Linked DNA regions of Homo sapiens: region 1 is linked to region 2. A link is a contact called in ENCODE Hi-C data. All regions are on one chromosome and are shown on one strand. Each heading gives the region's core, a stretch centred on a gene start or an enhancer-like site at or near the end of the contact. The rest is flanking DNA. Distances are from core to core; before and after follow the strand shown. Region 1 overlaps RUNX1 (RUNX family transcription factor 1). Region 2 has its middle 26 kb from the start of RCAN1.

Region 1 (5,432 bases), core at 2,933-5,432, 240 kb before region 2:
GGGGTCCCAGCGGCCCGCTTTCCTGCTAGAGGAGGGGGCGGCGCGTAGCCGGAGACTTCAGCGCGGCGGCTCCAAAGATCTCCCTTCACTTTTCACCCCTGATCATCCCCAAAGCTTTGAGCTGCCTTTAAAAACCTTGACCTTCAACAGGGGTATGAAAACAACCCCAGGCGTTTCTAAACAATCACCCTACTACACTAGCAGCAAGCAGTAGGAATTTAATTTCTGCAGTGGAGATTCTGTTTTGTCTTTGGTGGGTTTGAAAAGATGCGACTAAGTAAAATCAGTGCGGGTCATTTCCTGTTCGTTTAAAGGGCGAATCAAGGCAGGTGGTTCCAAGTGTAAAGATAAGCTACTAAAAAAAAAGTTTAAATAATTGTCCCCTTTAAAGGGAGATTAATTTAATATAAGCTTTTTATAGTTCCAAGCCTCAGCTGGGTCTTGATCTTATTACAACGACGAATATTCACTTTTTAAAAAAGTATTGTTGCGGTTATTTTTAAGCTTTATACAGTTTCCACACTTAGATTGTGATTTCTAAAACAAAACGAAATTTGCAGTTGGCTGTGTCTATAGATTGGCCTCTTTTTCCACTCACTTTTCTAAAAGCAGTTTTTTTTGTTTGTTTTGTTTTTTAGTGGGGGTGGAAATGAGGAGAAGGAACGAAGGAACGTGGTGGCTTGCTTGACTCTTTTTTCCCTCCCTCCGTTTACTTAGATTTGGGTTTGGGAGACCATTTTACTTTTAAATCATTCTAACCCTTTGCCTAAATGGACTCAGCGATGACTCTTTAGGGCACCCGCATTGAGAGGGGACCCAACAGGGTTGGGCCATGGGGTCACTATCAGATAAAGAGCAGAGGCAAGACGGGCTGATAACCACCAAAGGCCATTAAAACCTGGCTGCCCCAATGCACTAGGGCTCTAAGAGATTTGTGGCTTCCTTTTGGGGGGGAAATCAGGGTCTCTTCTGAACTCCCTCCTCTGCCAGGGAACCCACACTCAAATATATTAAAAGACTAAATGATTAATAAATAATCTTCAGGAATTGGAGCAATTCAGAGTCTCAAGCCATTACATGAAAGTATTTATTTTCTTCTAAAAAATGAAAAATTATACATATTGCTTTTATGAGCTGTCAGAATTCTTTCTAGCAGAAACCATAATAACCATAGAGTTTCCTTTTTAAAATGACTTTTGGCAATTCACTTAAAAACAATTAATTTGTTTTATTGAGTGATAATCTATAGGCTACTAAAAATCCAAATACAGAGCTCTTGAAAAAAGTTCAAGCAGATCCCCTGAGAACATTTAGGGGAAAGGAAAGGATAGCAGAGAAATCAGACCATTTGATTATTGTCTGTCACCACCCCAATCCTCATAAAAAGAGGCTTCTTCCTGGAGGAGACCTGCTCACTGCATAACTAGAAGAGTAGACAAAATGTTCAGTGAGACAGTAAACGTGAAGGGATAAAATGTTAGGGATAAAAGCAAGCAAAACATCAAAACCTGCCTACATCCCGGGCTCATTTAGTGTGTGTCCCTGGCTTCACTCTATCTGCCCACCCAACCACCTCACAAGCAGCTTCAACAGAAATTATTACTTTAAAATTTGGATCTTAAATAAGCCGCAGGCAATCTCCCTAGGAAGTTAACCAGTAAATAATTATTATATTCCCTATGGTAAAGAGAAGCAAATGTGAAACAATGATAAGGCCTGATGATATTGATGAAAAGATCACTGAAGGCCTTCTTAGGAATCTCCTGAAGTTCTGTAGGTAAATCCTCTACGTCAATCTTCTGAACTAAAGAGAGATTTAAAATTATGAATTTTCTTTAAAATAGATTACAATAACCCTACTTGCTTATTTTGAGCCCCAACCTGTTCTCCCCCTACTCCTTCCCTCCCATGGAACACCTTTATTTTTTACAGTATGAGAGATACATGTTTTTTACTACTAAGAAAACCTTAAGTTTGCTGTGTGTTTTGCTGTACTTACAGAATTAGCCTAAAAAGCTGTTTTGATGACTTAGGATGTATTTGGTAATACCATGGTGTTATAGCTTGTTCAGGCCCTGGTACACCAGAGTCCAAAGACGTAAACGTGCCTTCAGCAGGGAAGTTCGGAGGTCTTGGATTCTGATGGTAATATTCTTTTCATAAAAAGGAAATAAGTAATATTTTTGTCGGCAAGATCACAGTCCCTAGCTATGCCTTAAATATCATCTCAGCTGAATTCTGTGTTCCACTCCACAGCCTTCTTTGCAACACTGGAAGGTTAACGGATTTGAAGTAAATGAATTGTAACTGTAATTTCAACCTAATTAGAATTGGTTTAAAATGCCAGTTTGGACCGTGAACAGGCTAGCCAAGAACAGTATTGGGAGGTCCATGTAATATAGAAGAGAGTTGATATTTGGCCCAACTTCCTGATACTTTAAAAACAGAGAAGTAAAACAAAATATGAGATATCTTTGGCCAGCAAGTCCCTTCTTGCCTGTTTGGTCTGTGTTAAAATGTAAATGTTTGTGTTTCCTTACCTATTGTTTATAGCTTTTCATTCCAGTTGTTTCTTTTTTCTGTTTGAAGTTAGATATTTTTACATTCTCTCCATATTGCCCATCAGTGACAAAACCTGTATCAAATTAGCACGCATGTTAGTTTTGAATTAAAAAGAAACTTTTTAAACCTGGCTTAAGTATGCTTGTTAACAATTGGACGATATACAGTATTAATGAATTGCCCTGGATTTACTAGTTCCCCTTTACCCACCCGCCTCCACCAAAAAAAAACCCTCAGAGATCAATACAAGGCCAAGTGAATGATATGTAGGTGCCCAAATATGGTTGATTCTGCTGCATTTAAAAAAAAAGAGGAGTGGGAGTTAAACTTCTAATTTTTTTCTTCTTAAGTTCCAACATCAACAGCCTTTTCTTATTTAGCCTCCATGATAATTTTATTCTATGTTTGTTTCGACTTGGCGAAGGTCTCCTGAATTTGCCAAATTACCAATGAGGATAGTATTGGAAAGATGAGAGAGGCACAGGCTTGGAGCACTGTGAGGGGAACAGCAGTAGGAGGCAGATAATTCAGAATACATTCCTGTAGTTATAAAAGAAGATTTATTTATTTTCACCTTTTTACAGATCCAGACCCAACAATGAGTTATTCAGTTTGAAACCCACGTAGTGGAGGCAGTCTCTGTATACCTGCTGAATGTTGAGTTACAATAGAGAAGCCTGGGTTACCACAGGGAGAGGAGGATGAGGAAGTAAAAATATGTGTTCAAAGAGGGCATTTCAACACTGTGAGCTAACTTTACAACGGGAAGTGAAAATCATGAAAAAAAGGGGAAAATTTGTTGTGAGAGACTAAAAAGAGCAAAATAAAGCAAGCCCATTTTTCGGGAATAGAAAAAAAAAAAAAACAGTAGCAATAACCAAATAACTGATCAGGGAGATTTATTTCCGTGATATCTTTTTAAAACAAAAAGGGAATTGTCGTATCACTGCTCTTAATTAAATGGCAACAAACACACTTATAATGGGAACTAAATAGCTAATTAGAGGGTGCTTGGGGAATAAATAGCAGAGTTTTAAAATCTCCTATATGGAAAACATGTCCAACAATTGGAATGAAAGGATTAAAAAGAGAGAAAAGGCCCAGACCTTGTTTGGCAGTGCAAGTTGGATAAAATAGAGGAAAATGCCTCCCTGCTTCTATGAGACTAGATTATCCTGGTGTAGTCTTGGGGTTGGAAGTATGTTCATCTCTCATAGTGAGTTAGTTCGTGTTCTGTGCCACAAGGACTGAAGCAGTTCTAATGAATAAAAACAATAGATAGTCATCTGGAGGCCACAGGGAAAGGGTGATGGCTAAGCAGATCATGAAAATGGGAATCTTGAGAAACATGACTTCGATATCATACAAGTGAGTCTATGGCAGCCTTTTTTACATATAGAAAAAGAGGCCTGAAAATATATACTACAAAAAATTATGTAGCAGTTATTAAGGTAAAAATTGGGAAGTAGGAGGCAGAGGAAGGAGTGATAACACTAGATTAAGGAATGCTTTACTGTTACCAATTCAAAAACAGCAACCAAAAATGATGATGTAATTGGAATGAGTAATATAAATGTCACTACTGACTTTACCGTAAAGAATGTCAGAAATGATCAGAATAAATACAGCTTGGGGCATTTCGATTTGAAGTTGTATGACTGCTTTGAAAAATAGAAACAAAGGAAATACAGCCAATAGTAAATGTCTAGACCAAGAAAATAGTTTCTAGAAGGCCTAAATGATAGCCAAGAAATTGATGCTATTGTACAAAGTATCTTTAGGTCATGCTTTTCAGAGTATTTTACTTTGGAATTCATTTTCTTAATTACCTGAGTATAAAAACATTTATCTACCAGTTTTCTCCAATAGCCCTGATAAGACTTCATACTTACTCAGTTACATTAAATAAATTCCTGGTCAAGATCAGCTGGGCTAGCAGAAAACCTCAGGCATCTGTGAGGACATGAGTTTACACACGCTGAGACTCACAGATACAAAAATGCAACCCAATTCCACCCCTGAATTGAGGGGAGTGCATAGAAGTGAATGTCCCGTCTTTCTGAGGTCTGTTGATTTTGTAATTAGTAAACGAAGGGTGCATTTCTGATTTTTTTTTCTTGTGTGCTAGAATTCATTGCTAGTAAAACTCAAGATAATAGCGATGAGTAGGAGGTATCAAAGATGAACTGTAGAGGGACAGTTTAAGTTACTTAAGAATCGTCAGCAAGATGAAATCTACTTTTAGCAGAAATTGGGTTTTTTTGTGTTTTTTTGTTTTGTTTTATTTTCTAAAAGTAAAGTCTGCACCTTGTTCAGCCTGTTAGTGGAGGTCTGAGCAAGTAAAAGATGGGTTGGATTATAAACTTACAAACACAGGATGTTCTGTTTCTCAAACGGGAGAAATTAAGAAGAGATGCTTGTATTCAGGAGACGGCATAGCTACTCAAAATCCTTGATATCTTGCTATGGTTAGTCTTGTTCCAACTGTGCTATGTGACCTACTATGGCTTTATGAGGTAAATTTAGTATATGTGTCACTATTTGAAAATTTACATATAGTTATACATAATGTATTAGGTTGGTGCAAATGTAACTGCAGTTTTTGGAGTTAAAAATTGCAAACACTGCAATTACTTTTGCACCAACCTAAAATATAATAAAAAAGTGTCTTCTCTTTATAACTTTTCTGTTGTTTTGCTTAAGTTATCATTGCTATTCCTCTGCAACCTAAAAAGAAATCATTGAATATACATTTAATTTTAGAATAATCACTACACAAATGCCCTAAAAGTGTATGTATAACATCCCTGATGTCTGCATTTGTCCTTTGACTGGTGTTTAGGTGGTGGCCCTAGGGGATGTTCCAGATG
Region 2 (5,093 bases), core at 1,649-4,148:
ACTAGGGGGCATTTTATAAGATCATAAATGGTAATGGAAAAAGGACTTGGAAGGTAAAATAAATGAACATAGGTACAATTCTTTTGCTACAATTTTTGTGACAAAAAACCCAGCCAGATGCGGTGGTGCACACATGTAATCCCAGCTCAGGAGGCTGAGGATCTCTTGAGCCCAAAAGTTCAAGACCAGCCTGGGCAACATAACTGGACCCAGTCTCAAAAATAAACTAAAATAGGCCTGAACCCTCTAACGTGCATCTAGAGAGACATCCAATGCTCTCACTGATATCTGAATAAATTGCCAGGCGTAATAGTCATTCCTGTGGTCACTGTGGTTGTCTCCCTATCATTCAGCCACACCATGGGCAGGAAGTGTGCAGACTGGTCTCTGCTATAGGGCTGAGTCCTGGGATCATTCCACCACGTGCATTTCCATTCACAGCCAACCACACCCATCACCCATGGCACATGTGATGGTGGCACCCAGCACCCAGAGCCAGGCAGGACTTGCCGCTGGTGCTCTCTCCTAGCTGGGAACCAACCCAGGAGGCTGTAGGTTTGAGCACTCCTTCTTGGTTCCCTAGGGACTGGAAGTTGCACGCACTGTCAGCCAGCCATGGCTAAAGAAAGTGAAAAGTGAGGGAGTGAGCGAGAACAGAGAAAGTCCCAGGGCTGGTGTTCCACTAGCGTGCTGTGGCTCTAGTGACCACCTCTGCCTCACAGGTCTTGCAACTGAGATACAAAAACTTTTGATTCTGTGGCTTCAATACCAAGCTCAGCTCTGTAGGTCTTTGAAGTGAGCCCATTCAAGCCAAAGATTTGAGACCTTTGGACATTGTGAGGAATCACAACATGACCAAAGGCAGGTGGGGACTTGAATCTGCACATTAAGGGAAGGAAGCCTGCCCCAAAGGCATCACACATGACTAGGCAGCAGGTGGGTGACTGATGAGTCTGGGTTCACATCCTGAAGCTTTGCCTTGTGGGTGGGGACCATGCTTTACTGTGAGCCCTGCACCTGCTCTCAAGCCCTTCAAGGTGCCTTTTCCTCTCTACTAATGATCTGAGCAATGGACTTTTGTAACAGATCCCGGGGCACTCTAGGCTACCACCCAAGGCACTGCTTTTCTGCCATCCAGGTATCTGGGAAGTCAATTCATAATCAGTAGGTTTCTTGGAAAACATGGACTAGGGGTACAAAGAGGCATTTATCATCGATTATGAGAGAAGTCAGAAAACACAGTGCCAGCCTCAATGGCCCTGGGTGCTGAGATGCTGTGTCCAACACTTTCTGACCTTCTCCCTTTTTAAAAAAATTCTAGACTCCATGCTGTTCCCTTGATCTTTCTTCAGCTGTTCTAAATATTGCCTAAGCCACAGGTTTCTCCTAAGTTCAGTAGGTCCACTGAGACTTCCTAAGACCAAGCTTACATTAATCTGGAGAAGGTGGTGCAGGATTCAGGAGGACGAGAGAGACCTCAGGTTGAAACAGGAGAGTTTTTACTGAGTGTACTCGGGCCCAGCTGACTCAACGTCCAAAAGACTGGGCCCAGAACAAAGACAGCACCTGACTTTTATACACACTTTACAAAAGGGGGTGGGCTAGCTTGAAGTAAGCTTACAGTGGCATGAAAGCAGGGATACTGAGGCAGGACAAAGACAGGATTGCACATGACCGTTGCCAAGCAACCCAGATGTCCGTTATCTAGTTTTGCCTGGGCATGGGCTTATCCTATAACCTTTACTATGGTGCCCAGGCAGCTGTAGTTTGGGCCTACTCAAGCTTCTTATGACCTTTGTTGTACTTCTTAGAGAAAACAGAATACTTGAAGTCACTAGTTACAGAGAAGAGGAACCTACAAACTCATTTCATAAAACAAAGGAAATTTTTTTTTCTATGTTGAGGGAGTGCTGGGAGAGTCTTCAGAGCACATTAGATAACATTATTAGGACCTTTCCTGGGTCTGGGCTGTGCCTGTTGCTGCCTCTGGGACAAGTCAGCCTAATACAGGAAAACTTTTTTTTAAATTTTATTTTTTTTTAATTTCCAGCCTCAAAGGGACCAACCCATCTTAGAGACTTCTACAGACAGCCCGTCCCCCTGTTAGGTGACGATTTTACCAGTGTAGACCTCCCAGGATGCATTATCACTGCCAGCATCTGAGGCACTTGTAGTAACCACTTTACGCGGACCTGAATCATGAATGCTTTCCATGGAAGTGACTCAGAGGAAAAACTATTTTCAAAGCAAGAATTGGCAGGGCAGTGGAACTGATTGGATGTGCAGTTCAAGCAAGAAGGAAGAATTAAAAGTGATGGAGAAGTTGAGTTCCTGAACACCAGAAGGTTTATGGACATGGAGCTGGGCTGGAGAGGCTGAAGCTGTCCTGAGGTGGGGGAAATTTAAAGGAGTGGGAAAGGTGTAGGGGACAACTGTCCTCTTTGCCATCCAGAATCTAGTCACCCTTCTAGTAAGCCAGAACCCTAAAGTTTCTCCAATGATCTCACAGAGTCAATGGACATGAACTTGAATAGAACAGGTTGTGTGAGCTGCTGCAACCATCTCGTCACCACGTGGAGCCTGAGAAAGGCATGCAGTGGGAGGGGGCAGGGACGAGATGGAGAGAGATCAGAGAGATTAAGAGACTCCTGAAGCAAGCTATATTGGTTCCACCCCAAACTTTTCTGTTACATGAGCCCAACATATTCCCTTTTTTGCTTAAGAAAAGAAAAATAAAATAGAATATTAAACAGTGCAACTGCTGTAGAAAAGTTTGGTGGTTCGTCAAAAAATTAAACATAGAATTATCCTATGACTCAGCAACTCTAATTCTGAGTATATATCCAAAAGAACTGAAAGTGAAACTCAAACCAGTATTTTCACACCAACGTCTGTGACAACATTATTCACGATAGCCAAAAGGTAAAAACAACCCCAGTGTCCATTAACAGTTAAATGGATAACAAAATGTAGTATGCACATGCGATGGAACATTGTTTAGCCATCAAGAGGAATGAAATTCTGATACATGCTGCAGCATGGATGAGCTTTGAAAATATTGTGCTAAGTGAAATAAGCCAGGCACAGAAAGACAAATGTCTTGTAACTGCACTTATATGAGGGACCTAGAATAGTCAAATTCATAGAGATAGAAAGTAGAATAGAAGTTACTAGGGGCAGGGGTTGGCGGGGTGGAGAGGCAGAGCTGTTGTTTAATGAGTACAGAGTTAACAATGGGGGAAAATATTTTAGGTACAGATAGTGATGATGGTTACACAACACTGGGAATGTATTTAATGCCACCGGATTGGATGCTTACAAATGGTTAAAATGATAAATATTATATATATTTTGCCACAATTTTTTTAAAAAACAGAAATTTATTATCTTGCAGTTCCAGAGACTAGAAGTCTGAAATCAACATGGGGGTGGTGAGGGTGAAAAAAAAAGATGATCAGAGAGTTTGGACATTTTTAGTGACAATCTACTCTGATAAACCAAGCACCTGAATTCCCATGGGAATAAGGATATGTATGGTCACCTTTACCAATTGACTGACTGTTTCCTCGGGGTCTCCGATGAGTTGGCTGTCTGGCGCAGGGTGCACAACAGTTCTTAAAGCCACACATCTGTCCAAAAGCTCAAAGAGGCAATAGTACATCTTACACTATTGCAGATCTTCCAGTAAGTACATATATATATCTCACTGTAGTGCTGGGAGTAACATGGTGGCCTCAACAACCCTGGCAAATTGCCCTGTAACAAAACAGCACTGTGGGAAGTCACCTTTACCAATCATTGGTGCATCATAACGAGAGTCTCCTCTTTCTTCTATTCAGGGTTATTTGAGTTCTTTTGCTAATTTAACTGTGGCATCTGGCCTGGGAACATCAAAAGACAACAAAACTCCTAATCATCAGGGGAAGAGTCAAGTCTCCCTGCCCCAGGAGTGATGACTTATTACAACAGCTCTGGGTTGGTGCTGATGGGTTTGCATGTTCCCCTTCAGAATCCATCCTCTGTGGACTTGAACCTACCAGGGGATCATGGTGAATTCTTCCAAGGTCTGGGGAGGGGTTGGTGCTCTAGGCCTCTGGTAATTTCCAAACGGTGTCTCTCTGAAGGAGGGCTGCCAGCCAGCAGGTTCCAACAGGGTCACACCATCCCCATCCACCAGCTCCTGGGATTTGCAAAAACACAAAAACAACTTTGCATTAACAGTCCATCTGAAACCCAGAGAAAGTGCGACCAGGCCTTTCACCAAGATGTGAAGCCTCTGCCTGGCCCAGAGGGATACATGTGTACTCCAGGCTATATTCTGAACCTTCATGCCTGTGACCGGGCCATGCCTCACATGTCGTTCCTACTAAACTGACTTGATCATGTCGAGCCCCTGTGGTAATCCATTCTCCCTTTTGGTTTTGAAACAGGGTCTCTCGTTGTTGCCCAGGCTGGAATGCAAAGGCACGACCACAGCTCACTCTAACCTCAAACTCCTGGGCTCAAGGGATCCTCCCATGTCAGCCTCCCAAGCAGCTGAGACCACAAGTGCGCACCACCACACCCAGCTAATTTTTTTGTTTTTTAAACCAGGTACTGTGAGTGCTCACCTGATTCTGGGCTCTAACAAAGGTGTTTTTTTATGTGTGTGGAGATAGTTGTTAAATTGGTGCCTTGCTGGGTGGATGATGGGTGGAGCCTTCTATTCTGCCATCTTGCTCCACCTCTCTCCTCCTTTTTATTTTTTTAAATAAAAAGGGGGTTTCACTATGTTGCCCAGGCTAGTCGCAAACTCCTGGGCTGAAGTGATCCTCTGGCCTCCCAAAGGGCTGGAATTACAGGCGTGAGTCACTGAACCCAGCCCATCTACTCTCTTAGTGTTCCCATCCCCACACTGTTCTGTCTTCCCTTTACCAGTTTATCCTGTTCTCAACTTTGGTCCAGATACAATGCCATTTTTGTGGACCAACCTTCCTCATCTTCACTGAGGTCATACCTGGGTTCAAACACCAGCTGAGACATCACAACCTCTATGACCTTGAGTAGCCATTCATTTTTTCAGGTATGCATCTGTATGATGGGCTTGATAGTTC

The links. A loop is a pair of places that touch in the nucleus more often than their neighbours do. Pooled maps may share reads with other maps.
Region 1: a loop to region 2 is called in a map with no recorded cell type, with 2.6 times the contacts of the local background. The contact joins two enhancer-like sites. A Hi-C loop is called at or near these places in 4 of 37 single-sample maps with no recorded cell type and 3 of 50 pooled maps.

The regions. Positions count from the first base shown.
Region 1 is chr21:34,880,686-34,886,117 of GRCh38, reverse strand. RUNX1 (RUNX family transcription factor 1) reads left to right here. Exons shown (of 9, transcript NM_001754.5): 5 at 5,405-5,432. RUNX1-AS1 (RUNX1 antisense RNA 1) reads right to left here. Exons shown (of 2, transcript NR_186614.1): 2 at 1,066-2,635. Among named protein-coding and RNA genes, the nearest start is that of RUNX1-AS1, 47 kb to the right of the region's middle. RefSeq lists an enhancer at 1-264 and a silencer at 3,146-3,195. Within about 2 kb of position 4,182, at least 8 of the 41 ENCODE cell types and tissues checked have a DNase peak (open chromatin) inside an H3K27ac peak, as active enhancers do.
Region 2 is chr21:34,638,161-34,643,253 of GRCh38, reverse strand. No RefSeq gene overlaps it. Among named protein-coding and RNA genes, the nearest start is that of RCAN1, 26 kb to the right of the region's middle. RefSeq lists enhancers at 438-557, 818-867, 878-927, 2,656-2,765, 2,796-2,995. Within about 2 kb of position 2,898, at least 2 of the 41 ENCODE cell types and tissues checked have a DNase peak (open chromatin) inside an H3K27ac peak, as active enhancers do.